Linked DNA regions of Homo sapiens: region 1 is linked to region 2. Evidence: read pairs that join two places in POLR2A ChIA-PET (ENCODE). Cell type or tissue: IMR-90. All regions are shown on one strand. Links, peaks and the distances in the headings refer to the core of each region. The heading gives the core; the rest is flanking DNA. Region 1 has its middle 54 kb from the start of MIR125B1. Region 2 has its middle 310 kb from the start of SORL1-AS1.

What was found. ChIA-PET counts read pairs that join two places held together with the same protein. Peaks named below come from ENCODE experiments on the same cell type or tissue, not always from the same donor. Only the 100,000 strongest peaks of a DNase experiment are listed, where the experiment ranks them.
Region 1: POLR2A ChIA-PET joins it to region 2 with 10 read pairs; 2 of 35 experiments call an interaction of 5 or more read pairs at or near these places.

Annotation. Positions count from the first base shown.
Region 1 is chr11:122,041,696-122,050,035 of GRCh38, reverse strand. It overlaps a transcript of MIR100HG not described here. Among named protein-coding and RNA genes, the nearest start is that of MIR125B1, 54 kb to the left of the region's middle. In IMR-90, for the core only: no CTCF peak of the experiment used is centred there; DNase peaks (open chromatin) are centred at 1,425, 2,995 and 4,615; H3K27ac peaks cover 2,530 bases.
Region 2 is chr11:121,758,881-121,767,220 of GRCh38, reverse strand. No RefSeq gene overlaps it. Among named protein-coding and RNA genes, the nearest start is that of SORL1-AS1, 310 kb to the right of the region's middle. In IMR-90, for the core only: no CTCF peak of the experiment used is centred there; no DNase peak of the experiment used is centred there; H3K27me3 peaks cover 150 bases.

The DNA.
Region 1 (8,340 bases), core at 22-8,021, 280 kb before region 2:
ACTAATGAATGGACAAATGAAATGTGGTATATACATACAATGGAATACCATTCAGCCTTTTAAAGGAAGGAAATTCTGACATATGCTACAACATGCATGAATCTTGAAGACATTATGCTAAGTTAAATAAGCCAGTTACAAAAAAGACAAATGCTCTATGAGTCCACGTATAGGAGGTACTTACTGTGGTCAAATTCACAAAGACAGAAGGTACAAAGGTGGGTTCCAGGGACCGGGGATGGAAGGAATGAGGAGTTAGTGTTTAATGGGGATTCAGTTTCAGTTTTGCAAAATGAAAAGAGTTCTGGAGATGAATAGTGGTGATGGTTGCACAACAATGGGAATGTATTTAATGCTACTGAACCATACACTCAAAAATGGTTAAGATGATACATTTTATGCTATGCATCTTTTACCACAATTTTGTTTTTGTTTTTTTGTCTTTTTGTTTTTTTTGAGAAGAAGTCTCGCTCTTGTCCCCCACACTGGAGTGCAATGGCGCGATCTCGGCTCACTGCAACTTTCGCATCCCAGGTTCGAGTGATTCTCCTGCCTCAGCCTCCCGAGTAGCTGGGATTACACGCGTCTGCACCACGCCCGGCTAATTTTTGTATTTTTAATAGAGATGGGATTTCACAATGTTGGCCAGGCTGGTCTTGAACTCCTGACCTCGTGATCCGCCCGCCTCGGCCTTCCAAAGTGCTGGGATTACAGGCGTGAGGCACAGTGCGCAGTCCAAAATTTTTTTTTAAAAAAAGAGAAGAGGCCGGGCATGGTGAGTGGCTCACGTCTGTAATCCCAGCACTTTGGGAGGCCAAGGTGGACAGATTACTTGAGGTCAAGGGTTTGAGACAAGCCTGGCCAACATCGTGAAACCCCATCGCTACTAAAAATACAAAAATTAGCCAAGCGTGCTGGCAGGCACCTGTAATCCCAGCTACTCAGGAGGCTGAGACAGGAGAATTGCTTGAACCCTGAGGCAGAAGTTGCAGTGAACCAAGATCATGCCACTGCACTCCAGCCTGGGTGACAGAGCGAGACCCCATCTCGAAAAAAAATAAATAAAATAAATAAATAAATAAGAGAAGAAAAGAACCCTTAGGCTTTTGTATGTGCACAATTTTCCTCACCATCTAAACAGCCCTTCTATTTTTGTTTTTGCTCTGATAACAGCTCTTACTAAATAGTTAAACAAGTCCTTGATATGACTTCTTCAGGTTTTCTGTAAAATGGGAATAATCTTTTTTATTATGCAAGTGCTTCTTTTGAGGTATAATTGGACCTTCTCTTAAACATCAGCTGAATAAGACTCATCTCTTCTCTTCTTTATCTGCTTCTACACTCAAAAAATAAAGAAGGAAAATTTAATCACAAAGCCAGAATGTGTTACAAGAAGTGCTGCTATGAGTCAGATTTTTCCTGCAGTACTTAGGGCCCATGGGAAGTGACTGCAGGGCTGAGATGGATTTACCAGGAGACCAATGCTCAGGACATCTTACTAAAGTAGTGGCTTTCATGCCCCGTGGAAAGGCCTGGGAAAGTTGTGATTTCCCCAGAATTACTGACTTCACTTCCCAGATACCGTTTACAAAATCCCATGTATGGCAAAGTCTTTGTACCCTTATCCCAAACCGTGTCCTTATTTGAGAATCAATCACTGAGGCAATGAGTAGAGGCACCAAGGCAGAATTTTGAAGACCTCTGAAGCCAGAAAGACTTAGTTACGAATCCCTGCTCAGTCATGCACAAGCTACGGGTCCTTGTCCATGTTACTAAATCTGTCACAGCTTAATGTTTAAAATTTAATGGGGCCGGGCGCAGTGGCTCACGCTTGTAATCCCAGCACTTTGGGAGGCCGAGGCGGGCAGATCACAAGGTCCAGAGATCGAGACCATCCTGGCTAACACGGTGAAACCCCGTCTCTACTAAAAAATACGAAAAATTAGCCTGGCATGGTGGCGGCGCCTGTAGTCCCAGCTACTCGGGAGGCTGAGGCAGGAGAATGGCGTGAACCCGGGAGGCGGAGCTTGCAGTGAGCCGAGATTGCACCACTGCACTCCAGCCTGGGTGACAGAGCGAGACTCCGTCTCAAAAATTAAAATAAAATAAAATAAAATAAAATAAAATAAAATAAAATAAAATAAAATAAAATAAAACAAAATAAAACTTAATGGTATCAGATCCCAAATAAAAGCCTTCCTCTTGGTGGGAATGCAAATTAGTACAGCCATTGTGGAAAACAATATGGAGATTCCTCAGAAAATTAAACATAAAACTACCCTATGATCCAGCATTTTTGCTTTTGGATATATATCCAAAGGAAGTGAAATCAGTAAGTCAAAGAGATAGCTACACTCACATGTTTATTGCAGCATTATTCACTGTAGCCAGGCTATGGCATCAACTTAAGTATCCATTAATGGATGAATGGATAAAGAAAATGCGGTACATATACACAACGGAATACTATTCAACCTTTAAAAATAAGGAAATTCGGTCATTTGTAACAATGTGAATGAACCTGGAGAGCATAATGCTAAGTGAAATAATCCAGCCACAGAAAGACAAACACCACATGTGCTCATTTATATATGGAACCTAGAAGAGTTGAAATCATAGATGCAGAGAATAGAAATGATGGTAACCAGGGACTGGGGTGGGAGGTGTTAAAAAAGTCTTGCTCTGTATCTATAATTTGGACTTTTTTTTGTTTGTATTAATGACTCTTAAACATATAAAATCCCCCACTGTATTTTTGGTCTGTCTCTCCAGTTCCCCGATACTGTTTTATTCCTTAATTCTTTCCTCATCTTTAAAAAGAACTCTTTGTGTTTACTTTTCTTTACCTCTTAGAAAACGTCACCAAAGGTTGTTATGAATCACAGCAGTCTGGCTTGAGAAATGGTCAACATAAAAGTTCCAAATATAATTTATCCCTGGATGATGTTGTCTGTGAATTATTCATACAATCTGATTAGGAACTTGAGAGCATTTGTAGTCAAATAACAACTTTTCTCCAAATGACGCACAGCACGTCTGAGACAGAGCACAGTGATCTCAATTGCCAGATGAGAAACCGAGGCCCAGGAATGCAGAGGGCTGAACCAACGTTGAACGAGAACTGTGGAATAAAAAGTCAAAATGTTTCTACCAGGGCTTAAGACTAAGTAGTAAATCCCCACCTACTCCCTCTCCTCCTCCTATTTCCTGTAGGATAAATTATTTTTAAGAGAAACACGCAGGTGAAAGGAAAACACGCTCTTTGAGGACATGTGGCTAAACCAGATGCTAACAGCATTCAAGCTCAGATACAGCAATAACAGCAGAAACCAAATGTGAACTAAAGCCAGTACCTAATCTGCTGTTCTTAACCTGGCATCCAAGGCCTTTCATGAGCCAGCCCCGGCCTGGTTTGCCAGCCTTGGCTTGCCCACCGAATTCCCAACTGGAAACTGAAACCCCAAGTGACATTCACACTAAACTCTCTCCAAACTCCCAGCATCTCCACCCTTCTTCTCTTCCTGTCTTACTTATCCTTCCATCTTTGACCTGAGCATCAATGCCACTAGGAGTGCTTCCCAGCCTTCTTCCACCCCTCCTTGGGGTTAGAGTCCCCTCCCCTGTGTTCCCAGAGTACACTGTGCATATTCCTGTCTTAGTTTCTCATAGTGTGTTAACATTACCTGCTCCCTTGTGGCCCTTTCCCACCACACTGGGAGCTCCTTTAGAGGAAAGGCTGTAGCTTGAGTGCTTGGCGCACATTAGTTCTTCAATAAATGCATGCTAAGAGAATCAGTATTGTCCAGGTCTCCAAAGAAAAATAACTCTTTGGCCAGGTGTGGTGGTTCACACCTGTAATCCCAGCATTTTGGGAGGCCGAGGTGGGTGGATTGTCTGAGGTCGGGAGTTCGAGACCAACCAGGCCAACATAGTGAAACCCTGTCTTTACTAAAAATACAAAAAATTAGTGGGGCGTGGTGGTGGCCATCTGTAATCCCAGCTACTCGGGAGGTTGAGGCAGGAGAATCACTTGAACCCGGGAGATAGAGGTTGCAGTGAGCCAAGATCACGCCATTGCACTCCAGTCAGGGCAACAAGAGTGAAACTCCATCTCAAAAAAAAAAAAAAAAAAAAGAAAAGAAAAGAAAAAAAATAGAAAAAGAAAAAGAACTCTTTGCTTGATTTCTTTTTCTTTTACCAACAGGTAATGAGCTTTCCCCTTGCATGTAGTAAGGCTATGATCTAGCAGACTTGTTCTATGGAATCAGTATGGCTTACCTAAGTAAAAAAAAAAGAATAATAGATTGTTTGACTTGAAAGGACGTTCAGAAGTCATTTATTTTTCACCCCCATCAGCCCCAATGTGAATTTCCTAGAAATTTGTAAAGATTTTAGTAATTAAAGGCCACAAAAGGTAGCAGTCAGCATTAGAAACAAGGACATGTTAACCTTAAACGGGCTCAGATGGCATGTTCAGATAAGTTTGGTTTTCAAGAATCAAGAATGAAGCTTCCAACTTGTCACCCCTTCCTGTTGAGACATGTGAGTACATAGAAAGTCATGTAATTCATAAGCCTATGATTCATTTACTCTCCATTCATCAAACTGCTGAGTGTCATGAATGCGTTTGACGCCTGTTTAAGCTTCCTTTTCTTGACAAGGAAGTTTGTTTTTGGGAGATAACTCATGTACTAAAATCTAGGGACTTACAGGGAAATTCCAAAGCAGACAAGTCAGAGAGGCATGTAAGCTGGCCCCAAAACCTTTTTCCAGTATTGGTTAATAATCTAGGAGCCTTGAGGGGAGTAATAGTCTATAGATGACATGAGCCACTAGTTAATGGACTGAATTACCCAAGAGATCAATGAGCGACACCAGAACTTTGAAGGTTTCCCCAATTCTCTATACAGTCTTGGTTGGCTTCAGATTTATGGCATGAGACTAAAATGTGTAAAAATGACCCAAGGATTTTAGAAAGAAAAACACTCAAGTAAAATAGTGGTCACTTTGAAAAGTAGTAAGAATGGACCAATTCAAATCATAAACTGCATTATTGCCTATGCGAAAATCCCATACTATACCTTTTATTTCCTCTTCTAATTTTTGAATTGTAAAATACACATAACATAAAATTTATTACCTTAACCATTTTTAAATGTACAATTCAGTTGTTCTAAATACATTCATAATGTGCAAACATCACCACCATTCATCTCTATAACTCTTTTTGATGCCAATCTTTTTTTTAAAAAAAAAAAAAAGGAGTTTTTTTTTTGTGATTTTTTTTTGGTGTGTGTGTGATTTTTTTTAATTTTTTTTTTGAAACTGAGTCTCACTCTGTCGCCCAGGCTGGAGTGCAGTGGCGCAATCTCAGCTCACTGCAATCTCTGCTTCCCAGGTTCAAGCCATTCTCGTGCCTCAGCCTCCCGAGTAGCTGGGATTATAGGCTAGCCCCACCACACCCAGCTAATTTTTGTATTTTTAGTAGAGACGGAGTTTCAAATCTTTTAATGTTCTGAAATGACCCTGTACAAGGAAGGGTTGAGGTCTTTCTTTTTGTTTCTCTCTATGATAGAGTTCAAGATTAAGAATGCTAAAGTCAAATCTTCAAATGAGAGCATCAGTCAGAAGTCGATGTGAGATTACTAGCTATGACTGAAAAAAAACAAATCAAAACAAAAACAACCAAATATCATCATCTAGGAAAAGGCTGTTACTTTAAAATAACTGTGATGTCCAGAACTGAGGTCTGACTCAGGCTTGACGAAATCAGGAGCGGCAGCAGTCAGACTGATGCTGAAGAGACATCTTAGTTTGCTTGAGATGCTGTCAAAAAATGCCTGAGAGAAGGTAATTAACAGAAATTTGTTTCTCACAGTTCTGCAGACTAGGAAGTCCAAGATCAGGCACCACAGGTTTGCTGTCTGGTGAGGTCCTGCTGCCTTGAACGCTGCATCCTTTGTAGAGGACAAACACCGTTTCTTCACAAGGCAGAAGGGATAGAAAGGAAAAAAGAGCCTAGCTAATTTCCTCTAGCCTTTTCATAAAGTTGTTAATCCCATTCATGAAGACAGAGCTCTCATGACCTAATTACCTCCTGAAGGTCCCACTTCTTAATAATATCACCTTAGGGCTTAAGTTCCAACATAAGAATTTTGGAGGGGACACAAACATTCAACCATAGCAGGAGAGAAAGCACTGTAGTTCATAATAGGCTGAACCCAAGGAAAATCAGTAGATTGAGATGAGTTCGAATTACAACTTGGGATCTCTAGAAACCTAAGAACCCTTCTAATTCTTGAATTACTGCATTCCTGCTTCATGGTGCTCCAACATCTGCTTGAACACTTCTGTATATACAAAACCCTTTGCTTCCTCAGCTTACCCATTATACGGATGGCTCTGAGTGTTCGAAGGTTTCTCCTTGTATTGGAGCAATATTTATCTCTGTTTCTTCCAGCCATGCTTCCTTTTAAAGATATGCACAGTAAGTGAAATCCTTTTATCCCACATAACTTAGTGAGTTTGGGGACCCATCTGTGGAGATTTCCGTGATTGATGATTCTCTCTAGGTGAAAGCTTCCTGGATCTTTCTACTTCTCCTCATAAAATATAGCTTCTAATACCTCCACTTTCTTGATTGTTTTCCTCTGAAAATCCTTCTATTTGTCACTTCATCCTTTAAATGTGTTAATTAAACGAACGTACAGGCCTCTTCATGCTCAGATCTTGAAAAATTCATGGTGGAGTCACATTATTTTTTAAATGAACATGGACAAATTTTCTTCTGTTTCCCGAGCTCTCTCCCTCGTAGCCAACGAATGTGATTTTTCTGTGCTTATTACATCTAAGTGGCATGTTTGTCAGCATTTGTTTACTAGAAAATTCCATTCTCATTATTTTCGAATTCCTATGGGCTGTTGAGTGAAAGATCTTGCCTTAGACCACATTTAAATCATGACATCAAGTGCAGCCATACAATTCAAGGACAAATAAACCCCAAATAAAAATAAGGAAAAAGGAGACTCTGTATATCATTCGAAAGCAAAATGAAACATCATTTTTTTATGTGAGTGTAAGTGGAAGTTGACAGGCAATTCAGGATAGGATTAGTGAAGGGGGAAAAGCACTTATTGATTTATTTTTTCACAGAGAAAGCCAGATTGTGTATGTCTAGACCTTGGGTATATACACACACAGAATTAATCAAGAAGAGAATGTACAACTGCATCAATATGTTTTTATTTTTATGGTTATTTATTGAGCTTTATTTGTCTATGCAATAGAGAACAGTCCATAGGCTCCATGGAAAGGTTTGTATGATATATATACTGTAGCGGAAAACAGATGGTCATCTGATATTAATAACTGTGTTTAAACAAAGCTGAATTGCTATTAGTGATACCATCAATGATGATGTATTTGGAAAGCATGGTAAAGGGACTTTCACCCCCTTGGAATATTTTTTCTTTCAGTGTTTGTGATTGTCTACACAACATTGAAAACATCTGCACGTAAACCAAACCTTTCAGCCCGTCATCTGCATGGCTGGCATATGCAGTGCCAAACAACTGAGCACTGAGAAAGAAAAATGCAACTGGCTAAATTATTTAGACCAATACAACCAGATCTGAATAATTATTCAAAGGGTTGATTAGTATGGACACCTCACTGTATCTAGACACAAAATAGAACATCTAATTCAAATCACTCTGATCTGTTAAGATCTTACTTGGTTCCTGGTTACTTACAAGAGTACAGTTTGGATGCTTTAATCACGCCTGTCGTCCCAGCCTCATCTGCAGCTTCTCTTCACTTTATAAACTCGACAATCCAATCATACAGACTATGCACCAATTTAAGAGCCCGTGATGCTTTTTCATGTTTTCAAGCATGCCTTGGCTTCTTTGCATTCTACCTAATATTTTTCTTCCAATTTGTCTGTCTGATAAACTTCTAATCTTTGCATCCATTTTTAAAACCATGCTCAAATATAAACTCCTTTGGGGAAGTCATTGCTGACTTCTCTATACTAAATTAGTTGTTTCTTCCACCACACTCCAATAGGGCACCTCATGAAAGTTACCATCACACTTTGCACGGGGACCTTTGTCTGCAGTTGTCTCTTTCTTACTGGACTATGAGTACAGTAGGAGACATGCCTTTTTAATCTTTGACTCCTCTGTACCTAGAATACTGGCTAACTCATAATTGGCATTCCACAGATTATATTTGAACTAATTGCAATGTGAACTTCTTCATTGATAGGATTTCTATCTAAACAATTTTGGGTTCTTGTTCAACAATTCACTAGAGCTATACAAATGATAGCTAAAGGAA
Region 2 (8,340 bases), core at 203-8,202:
ATAAGACCCATTTGCACTATCCAACGTAATCTACTTAAAATCAACCAGCTGTAGCTGTTAACCACGTTTACAAAATACCATCGAAGCTACATGTGGATTAGTGCTTGATTAAATGATGGGATACTATAGCCTAGCTAAATCGACACAGAAAGCTAACCATCACAGCATCCTATTACTTCCAGGATTTATTCCATAAAAGCCAAAAACAGATACTTTATTTTAGAGACATTTGTCTTCTTGAAGTATTATTTCCTGATCGAATTTTAAACTGTAGACCGCCGAGAAGCCAGAGGAGGGGCTGTCTCTGAGCCGCTGTTCTATTAAGGGTGGTTTATAAAGGTTCTAATTCATTGTAATTAATTTTTATTGTGCAGACTCAGAAGCCTGACAGAGTGAAAGGGGATAATTTCACAAGTCAAAATAACAAATAAGTAAATACAAATAGTCTCCAACTTCCCAAGAGCATATCATGCTCTCCAGGTCTCCCCTCTCTGAATGAAACACAGACCCTGACCCCGGTTTCCTCCCAGGAGTCCTGGCTCTTGGACCCTCCTACCCACCAGTTTTCTAGAAAGCTAACCTGATCTCAAAGGCCCTCAACCCCGACAATCCTCTTCCTCACACCTGGACAATTTTAGGGCTGCTGTCAATCAGATGGAAGAGCTAGATTTAGGGTGTTGAAACAGTACCCTCCGCCAAAAGGGCGAGAGATTCACCACTGGGAGAAAAGCCCTCATTGGTAGTGCTTTTTGCGAACAATGAAACCTCTGCACGGAGGTTCTTTGTTCAGCTCCATGCTCGGAGCCCCTGCGAGCTGAACAGTGCACGCGCGTGTGCTGGATATTAAGTCTCATTTCAAAGACGTTGCAGTGGGCAATGACGTGGGGGCCGGCTGGGGGCCAAGAGTCGGGGGCTCCAGCCGCTTTGAGCATCGGTCTGGAGCGGGGAGAGCTGGAGATGACTTCAGTCCCTGTGATGGGGTGGGGGAACATTTTCTTTTCCAGAAGGTAAGGGAGTCAAGGGGCACTTTGAGTCTCTCAGGCAGGAAGCCTGTGTCGAGGTTTTAGGAGAGTCTTGAGTAATGACCAGTGTGGGTTTCTCACGGAGGACTCATTTATCTGGGTGCCAGTGGGTGAGCCCGGCTTCCCAAGCTTGAAAATTTAGATTTATTGGGTGCCAGAAATTGGACTGGACACCATTTAATAGGCCCACGCACCATGAAGGTGAGGGTAGGGGGATAAGAGTCAAGAGGGCCGCATGGATGGTGAAGAGACGGGGTGTGAAGAAAGCAAAACCTGATTAGTCCCATAAAATTCCAGCCACAGCAGGCAGGAAACACAAGACACTGGAGAAACTGATGGTTTATGAACAGAGCTAAGATGAGATAAAACTGTGGGAAGAGAGAGGTGGAGGCGAGTAAACAGTCTCTCTGAACTTAAGGAAGGGGTTACGAGAGAGAGAGAGAGAGAGAGAGAGAGAGAGAGAGAGAGAGAGGGGGAGAGAGGGAGAGAGAGAGAGGGAGAGAGAGAGAGAGAGAGAGAGAGAGAGAGAGAGAGAGAGAGAGAGAACAGGCTTCCGAACTCTACATGAAGACAAACCTTATGTTAGAAGGGGTAGATCGATAAAAAAGCCATTTGCTGGTTACAAAAGGAAAAGAAAACATATATCTTGTTCAGCCTCTTGATCTGAAACAGAAGAAAAGCTTTGGGATCTATGGAATGTGGATTTACATAGAGAGACCCCAGAATATATAAATACTCAGGCGACTTATAATGTGAAGAGAAAGGCAGAGGGGGACACACTTGCAGGAGGGGACAGAAGTGGGGGTGGGAGGGATGTCCAAACGCCTCACTCCTCAAGTGAACCCGGGGAATGCATATCCCTTCTCTGGGTGCCTCAAGCGGTCTTCATGATTTGTATCTACTTTCTCCCTAGGGCTGGAAGAAGCAGTTTAAAAATGACATTTTAGGCTTTGAGACATTTGAATAAAATGACTATGTAATGTGACACAGCTGATCTGAATCTCTTTACTCACAAACATAGATGTTCATTCAATATTTATTGTGTTTTTTCCTCTGTGCAAGGCACCACACTAGGGTCATGGGTGTAGGAAGGCATGTTAGGCACTTCATTCATTCATTCATTCATTCAGGAAATATCTAGAGGCAAAAAAAAGAGCCCATGACTTCCCTGAAGATGCTCCCATCCCAGGGGAGGAGACGGACAAGTCAATTCCCATGTACGGCACTCAGGAGACCTGAAAGAGGGGCCCATGAATCAGACAGAAGAATCACAGAAATCTTCCCAGAAGAGGTGACTGTCACACCTAGATTGTGGGCTCCTGAACCTCAGTGGTCTGCTGAAAGTCACATTTGTCAATCAAAAACCCAGAAGTTTGGACTAGATGTCAGCACACATGTAGATATTTGGAAATACCCAGCTTTCTGGTGATTATAGCCAAATGCCCAACAGCATTTGTATATAGGAGTGCATGCATGTGCCTTGTAAATAATGCAAACATGTACCATGTAATAATTATTTTTATGAGCTATTCTTCTTCCATGAGAACACAAATTATCAAAATTCTTTGCTATTTTTATACATTAGTTTATTACTTCTCCTCAATTAATGTGGTGAAATTTATATCTTTGCACATGTCCAAGGTAATAACCCCTGCGGCTCAAGGCAACTAGATAAGGCCTTAAAGAAATCAGACTGTGAACAAGGCAGAAGTTTAATAAAATTTGAAACTTACAGCTATTAAGCTATATGAAACCTCATGCTCACAAATATCAGGCAAATATCACTACAGAATTATTCCATGTAAGAAGCGCTGGTAAAAACTTTATATCCCATTTTTGTGACAGGTTTAAAGACTATGTTGGTGTGTGTGTGTGTGTGTGTATGAGAGTGCATGCATGTATGTATGTTTATATGTATACATATGTATATATGTACATACATGTATATATGTACACACATGTATGTATGTACATATGCATGGTATATTTATTTGATGTAGGGATGTTCTAGAGGAAAAAAAGCAAAATTGTGAAGGTGATGCTTCCTTTAACAGTCCCCAGTCACCTGTTCTATTTCTTCTTATTTCCTCTCTCTCTAGTCACCCACACCAACCCCTAGGGAGCCCAGAGTCTTCAAGCCTCTCATTTGTGTATTCCCTCTCCACCCCCAGGAAAGCTTATCTCCTTATCCCTGATTCACATAAATATCCTTCCTATGGAACATTTTAATTTAGACAAGCTAATATAGCCCTAAGCTGAAAGATAAATTCCTGATAAAGGGAGAACTTCAGGAATGAAATAGCAACAATTCAAGGGTAGTCTGAGGGTGGGGGCTAGAGAAACAGGAGACTTGTCCTGGCCAAGCTAAAGGTAAAACAAAGAAAGCATGAGCCTGAACACCTGGAGAGTAGTTTTCATGCTACTTTGTAGTCCATTGAACAAGTCACTTTCACATCCTCTTGCCGCAGTCGGTCTGTCTCTTTCTGTCTTCTACAGCCCTCGTAATCACCTCAAATGGATCATGTGTCCAGTTGCATAATTACTTATTAGTTACTTGTTTCTGACCCTCTCACTCCCTAGACTATGAGTACCTAAAGTGAGGGGACCATGTCTTCCTAGCATGGTGCCTAGCATGTCATGAGTGCCCACAAGGGTGTTGAGTGCTTTTCAATGAATTCAACAATTCTGTGTCAGTTTCTTCCCCTGTAAAGTGGAAGTTTGTCCATTTATCCACTCACATACTTACTCACTATTCACTGTACAGCCTGCAAGGTTAAGTGTTGTATGAGGCACAGAGATGCATAATCTGCAACTTACGTAAAACAATATTCCCTGCCTACCTCTCAGAATCATAAAGAATAACAAAAAGATCATGTGTATGAATGAGCTTCAGAAACTATAAGTGCTACCAGAGGTAAGGGACGATGTTACTTTTACAACCTGTGCCATGCTGATGCTGTGTGCTCTCCTGGCCCTGCAAGTGTTATTTTTGCAGATTCCCCCGGTCTCCCTTCTCTGTGGCTCCCAGCAGATGTATTAAGTGTAATCTTGGAACCGTTCCAGGTTTGCTCTTTAAGACTCAGAATGTTCAATATTTCCTTCACGGAGCAGGCCGCCCTGGCCTGGCCTGGCGCCAGGGATTCTGACGGGTGCAACCCTCAAGCATCCCTGGAGTCTGGGCCCCAGCCCCAACTTGTCCAGGTTCCACGGGGCTTGCTTGGGAAGCAGCGACAAAGCCTGAACAGAGACTGCCACCGCAGCCCCACCAGCTTGTATCCAAGATGATCTGCTCTCCGACTCCCTCCAGTGCAGCAGCTGAGGAAGGGAAGTGGTACTGCTGCCTGTTCGAGCAGCCTGGGCCCCTCAAGAGGCAGGTGGGGCATCTGGGCTTCCCTGAGGCTCTGGCTTGGTTGACCACGGAATTAGTACTTTTGAAAGGTTTCCACAGGAAAATGAAAGAACAGCAGTGAGCTGAGTCCCCTGGATGTTTGCTGGGCTAATATCATGGAAGTTGACCCCACCTGCATAGTGTGGGTGATGAGACCCCATCTGGTTTTGCAGCGAGAGCTGCCTCCCTGTGACTACTAAGGGCTAAGGCGTCCTCTTTTTTACAGTGCCAGCACAAATGGAATCCATATCCTTCTCCAAACACTGATGGGGAAGGATGGGATTCTCAGGAATCTTTGGGAGCACTTCCTTTTGGACCCCTGTTCCCCTCCCCTCCTTCTTTTTAATTAATTTACATAATCACTTGCACAGGCTGAACACATGTGACACATTCTGGACTCCTGTTTGCATTTGAACAGGAATTAGATTTGTGCTTTCAATTGTCGTCTTTTTCCGACTTTTCCCCCACCCTTTGTCTTTTCATTTTAGCCTCCCATCCCCTCCTGATTTTTCTTTTTTCTCCAACTCTCTCATACTTGGTAGATGACATGATCACTTGCAACCTCCCTCCATCAAATATCCACCCTCTATCTCAACCACAATTCAACTGAACAAGTACATTCTGCAATAGAAAGGAACAGAACTAAGAGTTGTTGAGCTCCCACAAGGCACTAGGCATGATGCAAAAGTCCAAAATACAGACAGAAAACCTCCCTGCACCCACAGAGCTCCCCTGCAGCCTGGGAGCCTGAGCTGGTGTTAAAGCATCTATCTCATGCGCAGGCCTCCTAAGACAGTGAAGATGTATTACAAAAGTAAGGACGAGAGGTCCAGAGAGCTTTAAAGAACATGAGAGCCAAAGCCTAGCCAATAAAGAAATTTTCCCACAGCAGGCCACTGAAAGATGATTACCTTCCCATGTGGAAAGAATTGCAGTCCCAGGTGTGTTCAAGTTCTGCCTTTAACTGACCTTTGTTGAGCTGTAATCTCTTCTGACCTCAGTTTCCTCATTTATAAACCAGGACAATTGAAACAAATAACCCCTAATGCCTCCCAGCTCTGAAATGCTTTGAGTCTGTGACTTCAACGACTTTTGTTTTGTGATCCATGTCATAATAAAATTACATTAAAATGGACTGTAGATACAGGTAAACGTTAGCTGTTATCTTTTTTTCAGGAGAGCAGGTCCCTGATTTTGTCATAATGGTCTGTGTTTGGAGCTATAGTGTTTTATGATAGTTCTCTGTATATGTACTGTGTCTGACTACCAAAATGCTGTGTTCCTTTAAGTATTTGAGTCCCATGCTAGTTGGAAAGACAGACCGTTATTCAGTCTGTAACCATTTTTACTGGAATCCTGTTCAGACAGAGCTTGAGCTGCTTGAGCTAATGAGAGAGACAGAGAGCTTATCAAACCCTGGAGGTCAGCAGATGTGGGCTTTATGGGAAAAGGCAAAGAACGGGGGAAATTCCATCATGATCAGGAAAAGGCACTTACAGTAAACTCTGTTATCCATCAGAGGAGCACTATAGTTTGTTCTGGTAGGTGGCTACTAAACAGTCTTTGTAGATGCTGCATGGATGACCAATTTTCAAAGATTGAAAGAAACATGGAAATACACCAAAAAGTTGCTATAAATAAATTAATCCTCTTTGAGGATTCCAAAATCCTTTGTATGGGCATTGCATAGCAAGTAAGAATTATGAGATTGGCAATATCATTTTTGGTACGTGTTGCAAAACAACAGGGCCCCTGTTTATCAATCCTGTTATTTTTGGAAAACAACCACAGTAAAAAACAAATAATACTACCAAACACAAGCTGGCTTTACCCCCGATTCCTATTTCCAGCATCTGCCTTGTTCCTGCCCCATGCTCTGCCCACTCTTGGCTGCAACCATTTCTAAAAAAAAAAAAAAAAAAAAAAAAAAGACTTGGAGTCTCCCCATATGCACCTGTGCTCATGAGGGTCTTCTCTCTGCGTGAAAGCCCTCCTTGCTGTCACTGCCTATTTCTCTACCTGCCAAGGTCAGCTATAGTCTCTTTCACAAAGCCATCCATCATACCTCCCACCCCAAGACATGATTTTTCCCATTTCAGAGCTTACACAGCACTTTGTTTTCACCTCTCTTAGGGTGTTTATTAATGTTGCACTCTTTGGAAACACATGAACCTATCTTGCCCTGGCACTTTCCTTTAGAGGACGTTTGACACATAATCTGCCTGAGGATATTAATGTTCTCATTGGGCTAAACTCTCTTGATAGGAATAGACACATTTTTCCATTTATCAACATTTTTAAATTTTGAAAGCATAGATCAGGTCTGTATTTCTTATCCCTAAATGCCTTCAAGCATCCTGAGGGCAGAATCAGATCTAAGCAATCTGCATTTCCGTTTCTAAGCAGAGCCCAGCATATAGTGGGAAGTCATCGATATTTGTCGAATCTAGCTGATCATAATAAAAAGACATCTTGGCACATTAGCACGTTAGCAGAATCCTAGGTTGGAAATGTTCACCAAACTTAAATCCCTCATCTTCAACAGAAAAAAAAAAATCATATTTTACATCGGAAACAGAAATAACAGCATGTGCAATCTCATTTTGAAGCTTGGATGGTTTACTTTAATAAAGAAGTATCACTATCCTGTAATCTTTAAGGAGTTTGTTGACAGTAGCTGCTTTGTCATGTTGAATCTTTGCATCTGGAGGAATAGATTCATCCATTTATTCAACAAATATTATTGAGCACCAACTATGGGCTGAGGGTCTGTTAAAGTTTTAGGGGTACCCCAGTGGAAAAGGACAAGATTCTTAAACTCATGGAGATTATATTGTCAAGCGATATAAAGAGATCAGGGTAGTGATGGTTACATAAGCATTTTAGATAGGATGGTCAGGGAATGCTTTTGCTTGCAAATAACTACTTGACTTGAAAAAAGGTAAGTGACCCATGAAAATATATATGAGGAAAAAGCTTTCCAGGCAAAAGGAAAAGCATATGCAAAGGCTCTGTGATAGGAGAATGCTTGGTGTGTCTGAAGAAAGGACAACAATGTAGCAAGAGGGGAATGATCAGGGATGGGGGTTGGGATGGGTGGCAGGAGATAAGGTCAGAGCAATCGCAGTGGCCCAGATTTAGGAACTGTCGAATATGTGAAGACCTTAGGATTTTACTCTGAGTGGGATGGGTATCTTTGGAGCATAAAGTATCACACTTGAAGTGTGACAAGATCTGGCCTATGTTTTAAAAGTATCACTCTAGCTGCTATATTGAAAACAGATGAGGAGACAGCCAGAGCAATGGACGAAGATAGAGGCACTGAAGCCAACTGGGAAACTACCACAATAATCCAGGATGCCGGTGACATGAACTAAGGTGGTGAGTGGTGAGGGTGGTAAGAAGTGATTGGGCCCTGGGTATAAATTTGAAGGTAGAGCTACCAGCTTTGCTGAATTATTAGATATGGATTGTGAGAGAAAGATCTCTAAGGTTCTTAGCCTGGGCACCTGGAAGAAAAGAGTCACCGTTTACTGAGATTGAGTAGAAGGTGGAAGTAGGTTTGGGATGAAGGAGCTCAGGAGTTCAGTTTTGGCTATGTCAAGTTTGGGATCCTATTCATCACCCAAGTAGCGATGTTAAGAAGGCAATTAGACATAGGATATTGGAGTTCAGGAAAGACGTTCAGGCGGGGTAAATAAATATATGAGTTGCCAACAAATAGTAAATATTTAAAGCCATGAGACAAATGCATAGAAAAGAGGAAAGATGAGGAGAGACTTAGAGAATGGAGCCCTGGAGTAATGGGAGGAAATAAGGTAGGACCAGCAAAGATCACAGAAAAGGAATGGTCTTGGGAGGGAGAGGGAGAACCAGGGGGTACAGTATCCTAAGAGCCAAGTACAGAAAGTGTTTCAAAGAAGACAGATG